Regions from separate parts of the Homo sapiens genome. Here region 1 is linked to region 2. The links are chromatin loops, found by intact Hi-C in ENCODE. Cell type or tissue: Caco-2. All regions are shown on one strand.

Region 1 (2,500 bases), 80 kb before region 2:
TAAGCAGTTTCATTAAAACTCAATTAGCAGTTTTATTCATAATAAGTGTTGTTAGCTTTACCCATTGCCAGGTCTACTCAACACACGCTTGTCACCATACTAAGAGGCACAATCAATTCAACAGAAGCTCTTTGGGAAAATATACCAATATCTTAATCAATTTAAATACATCCTGGTTTTCAGAAACTTTGATAAGCAAAGATACAGGGCATTAGGCCTGACACACATAACTGTAAAACCCCTATGTGTCTTCCTCCTGCCCTCATGTGAGACTCTCCAATTAGCAATGCTGTTGACTGGCCTGCTCCAAACCTATCCTTCAGGCTTGAGAAGCAGTTCAGGATCAAGTGTAAGAGGGAAGTCTCCAGGAACTGGATCTCCAAATCCAATGATGCTTAACTGGGTATGTGGTCTTGGGCCAACTACCGCTCTCTGCTCATTTATCTGCTCTGTAAAATAGGGGTGATAATAACTGCCCCACCTGAAATGGCTGTCATGAAAATTAAATATGTTAATATTAACTAAAGAGGACAGGCTGGGTGCGGTGGCTCATGCCTGTAATCCCAGCACTTTGGGAGGCCGAGGTGGGCGGATCACCTGAGGTTGGGAGTTCAAGACCAGCCTGGTCAACACGGTGAAACTCCATCCCTACTAAAAGTACAAAAATTAGCCGGGCATGGTGGCACGTGCCTGTACTCCCAGCTACTCAGGAGGCTGAGGCAGGAGAATCACTTGAACCCAGAAGGCAGAAGTTGCAGTGAGCCAAGATTGTACCACTGCATTCCAGCCTGGGTGACAGAGCGAGACTCCATCTCAAAAAAAAACCAAAAGAGGACAAAGGGTGCTTGGCACATAGTAAGCCTTTGACAAATGTTCACTACTGGGATGATTATTACAATGGCTAACATAGCTGTAATCAGATAGTAGACACACCTCCACACCCCAGCCCAGGCACAAAGGGCCAGAGGCTGACTCCAGCAACTGTGTTGATGCAGCCTGGTCTACCCTCTAGACCCAACTGATTCATGAGTGAACATGTGATTCAAACTGCTTAAGAGCCTCCCCCCAACAATTGTAGTTGAATGTAGTAGTTCAAACATATGACTAAGAACCCCAATTTCTTCTGTCTTCTTTGCTCCATCATTGTCTGCATGTTGACTTAATTCTTAGGCCTCTTGTCCCACAGTCACAAGATGGCTGCTGTGGTTCCAAGCAACATGTCTTCACAAAACCACATTCAAGGCAAGACAATGGGGACGAGAACAGAGAGTTCCGTTTGCTCAGCAGCCATTTAATAGAAAGCAAAATATTTTTCAGAACCACCTCTCAGCTTCTCCCCTAATCATCTCCTCCAACCAACGGGCTTAAGGAGGCACCCAGACCCTATCACGTTAGTCTCCCACGGGAATAAGCAGAAGGCATATAGGTGCCCAGAACCCTTTACTAGAAAACATTTGATCAGGCTCCCAGTGTAAGCATGAGGTTCCACCATTCCACCAGGGCAGGCAGGCGTTTCTTTCAAGCAGCTCTCCACCCTTGGCTAACAAACACTGACACAGATTCTTAAAATGCTTTGAGTCTCTTGCTCTGTTCATCCTCCACTCAGGGGAAACAGGAGCCGCCTGTCCCACAAGCAGAACTCAAACCAAGCTCCACCCCAGCCTCTGCTTCCTCCCAGGGGACAATAATTCCTGACCTCCTCGGGTCATTTTCAAGAAATTTTGCCCCTATCTCAGGAGATCAGGAGGGTTATGTTAATAAAACAAAGCTTGTTTTCAGCAAACAACTGGCTGTTGGCTAGAGTTCTATATAGTCCTCAAAGTTAGAGCTAATGTACCTACCTGTAGGTAGGTTTGAGTTTAAAGAATAACTAAAATCTTTCTATGAGCTACAGAGGGTCTGGTTAAATTAATGTCAATGTGCAACCAACCTTCTGTATATATTCACAGTGGAACACTATCATCTGGAGGCTTTGGAAGCTTGCTTAGGGCCTCTATTTATATGTGCATACAGTGGAACCACATCACATGTACAAATAACTTTTGTAAATCTAACTGTATACAACACAGGAAACAACGACAAAGAGGGAGAGAGAAACCATTTCAATCATTTGAATGTGGCCACCCAACAACCACTGCCAACCCACTTTTCCCTCCCCTGCCTCCCACTGTGCTGGCCAGATGCCAGCTGCATACATTCACACCCTCCCTCGAAGTAACAAGACAGGGGCTTACACACAGTTTAGCCCAAGAGACAAGGAGAAGTCTTCCAAGGAACTTCTAGGAAACCAAGAGGTAGGCAGGCAGGCAAGGAGAGCTCTTTGTGCCATTCCCCATCCTCCTGCCTTGAATGTGAGATTGCATGAGGATGAACTGGCTGGGGCGGCAGCAGCCATTTTGTAAGCATGAGGTAAGAGACATGAGGAATTTGAGGATGGTGGTAGGGGGAGGTGGGAAGCTCATGGATGCTTGGACAGTATCACTGAGCTGCCCCTGCAAAC
Region 2 (2,500 bases):
GCTGCAGTGATGGGGAGCGGGGAGGTCTCTTTCTCTTTCGCTCACATCTCACACACTTCTGAATTATGTCAATATCTTATGAGAAGCATGTAGCAGTCTCACAATTTTCGAAAGCTAAAAAATGCAAAGGAAAAATGGCTATAAACCCTCAAGAAGTAAAGAAAATATTATGGCCTTTTCTCTACTTCTTGTCTAACAAGAAGCTACCATATATTTTTCTTTTTTCTTTTTTTTTTTTTGAGACAGGTTCTGCTCTGTGGCCCAGGCTGGAGAGCAGTGGCGTGAATCTCAGCTCACTCTAACCTCCGCCTCCAGGACTCAAGTGATCCTTCCACCTCAGGCCACCACACCTGGCTAATTTTTGTATTTTTTGTAGAGACATGGTTTCACCATGTTGCCCAGGCTGGTCTCAAACTCCTAAGTTCAAGTGATCTGCTCACCTCGGCCTCCCAAAGTGCCGGGATTACAGGCCTGAGCCACCGCGCCCTGCCATGAATCTACAAAATGTTAAAATTCACTTACATTTGCTAGATAAGCCACCTTGTTTAAATGTAAGAAGTATGCTATCCTCTCCTGTCTGGTTTGTTGAAAGGGCCTCCCCATCCTTGCCTCCCTTCTTTCCCTTTTTTGGATGTGTTAGAGGTGGAACAGATCTTTGCACCTAATTTAAACAATACTCCTTTCCAGCCTGCACAAAGATTTTGGCCCTCTACTGTGTTTCTGGGACTGAGTATGAGTTTGGAGGAAACACCGGCTAGTAGGGTTTGCGGGGAAGCTTCCTGGCCCATAGGGAGAACTCAGTATTGAGACTGTCCTGCAAGTTGGCATTTGTCAGTTTCATTTGCAATGTGTTGCTAGGAGCAGAATATGTTTTTCTGGTTCTTGCTCACAGCCTGGGGCTGGGACTGTTGACTTTGATGTGAAGGTGGTGCACACAGCTGCTGGGGGAGGGCCTATGAGTCCTGCCGTGGAGCAGGATACCTGCAGGGCACAGGCAGAGCCTAGCTGCTGGAGGGTGAGCTGCCCCTCCTGCTTTTGTCAGCGCAGTGGGAACCCCAGCCAAGTCCTTTCAAGTCGCACCTTGCACTTTGCGGTTTCTCCTCTTAGGAATGCCAGGTTTATTACGGGTTTGCTCACTTCACTTCACTGTTCTGATCCTCTCCTTGTGCCCCCACCCAGCTCAGGACCTTTCATTCTGTGTCAGGTCTAGCAAGGCTGCTGGCTTCTGGTTGAGTCTAATGCTAAGTGATACCAAAGGCTCTGTCCTCAGGGGACAGGGAAAAGTGGACAGAAATGTTTCTAGTCCCAGGGGAGAGGCACCTTCCAGCAGACAAGCCTTGACAGTGTCATTGACCTCCTGGCCTGCAAGATCCTTTCATTTGTTTGTTCCTCTTTGGGGATGACGCATGAGAACCCACCTGCCGCACACCCTCATTTGAAAGATGAGAAAACTAAGACCACCACCAAAGCCCCCAGAGAACGATGACACACTCCAAGCCAGACCCCCACAGATGCCTCATATCCAAGTGGTTAAGAGCATGAATTTGGAGTCAAGGTTTAACTCTCAGCTCTGTCACTTACTGGAGGTCCAATCTTACACAAAAGGGTTAATTTCTCCAAACCTCAGTTTCTTCATATGTGAATTGGGTGTACTATTTTTCACCTCTTAAAGTCACTGATTTATTTTCAGTGCATTTCTTACCCTGCCAACTTAATTATGTAAGAGTTCATCTGGCCAGGTGCAGTGGCTCACGCCCATAATCCCAGCACTTTGGGAGGGTGAGGAGGATGGATCACCTGAGGTCAGGAGTTCGAGACCAGCCTGGCCAACATGGTGAAACCCCATCTCTACTAAAAAATACAAAAACCTAGCCGGGTGCGATGGCACTTGCCTGTAATCCCAGCTACTCAGGAGGCTGAGGCAGGAGAATTACTTGAACCCAGGAGGCGGAGATTGCAGTGAGCCGAGATTGTGCCACTGCACTCCAGCCTGGGAAACAAGAGCGAAACTCCATCTCAAAAAAAAAAAAAAAAGTTCACCTGATTGCCTTTAGTTCTCCCCTCCTTTTAGGCTCCGAGCTCCCTAAGAGGAAGGGGTTTACCTGCCTTGTTCACAGCTGTGTCCTCGGTAATAAACCTTGCCCGGTGCAAGGTAGGCAGTGAGGAAGTATTTGTGATAACAGCAATGTAAAGCCATCAACACAGTGCTTGGTACATGCAGAACAGCCATCAACACAGGCAACCATCCCTGTGAACAGAGGGAGTGCATTATTTATGATGGGAAACTAGTTTTAGTTGGAAAATTATCAAATTACCAGGAACGGAAAGAACAAAACAGTTCTCCCAAGTAGCTCTTCTGGGGCCAAGCCCCAGCACCCCACCCATGCAGGACCAGGCCCCCAAAGGCCTTGGAACCACCTTGTTCCAGGGTCTCGCTCCACTGTCCTCTCCTCCTTCCCAAAGTCAGGACTCCTTTCCTTGGGCTTCAGAATTCCTATCT

What was found. Peaks named below come from ENCODE experiments on the same cell type or tissue, not always from the same donor. Only the 100,000 strongest peaks of a DNase experiment are listed, where the experiment ranks them.
Region 1: a loop joins it to region 2, with 4 times the contacts of the local background. A loop is called at or near these places in 4 of 110 quality-filtered maps.

Annotation. Positions count from the first base shown.
Region 1 is chr20:57,246,174-57,248,673 of GRCh38, forward strand. All of the region lies in intron 1 of BMP7 (bone morphogenetic protein 7), which reads right to left. Among named protein-coding and RNA genes, the nearest start is that of BMP7, 19 kb to the right of the region's middle. In Caco-2, no CTCF peak of the experiment used is centred here; a DNase peak (open chromatin) is centred at 1,562.
Region 2 is chr20:57,325,856-57,328,355 of GRCh38, forward strand. LOC105372687 (a long non-coding RNA gene) reads right to left here. Exons shown (of 12, transcript XR_007067670.1): 2 at 2,103-2,248. Among named protein-coding and RNA genes, the nearest start is that of SPO11, 2.7 kb to the right of the region's middle. RefSeq lists enhancers at 480-983, 984-1,486. In Caco-2, no CTCF peak of the experiment used is centred here; a DNase peak (open chromatin) is centred at 986.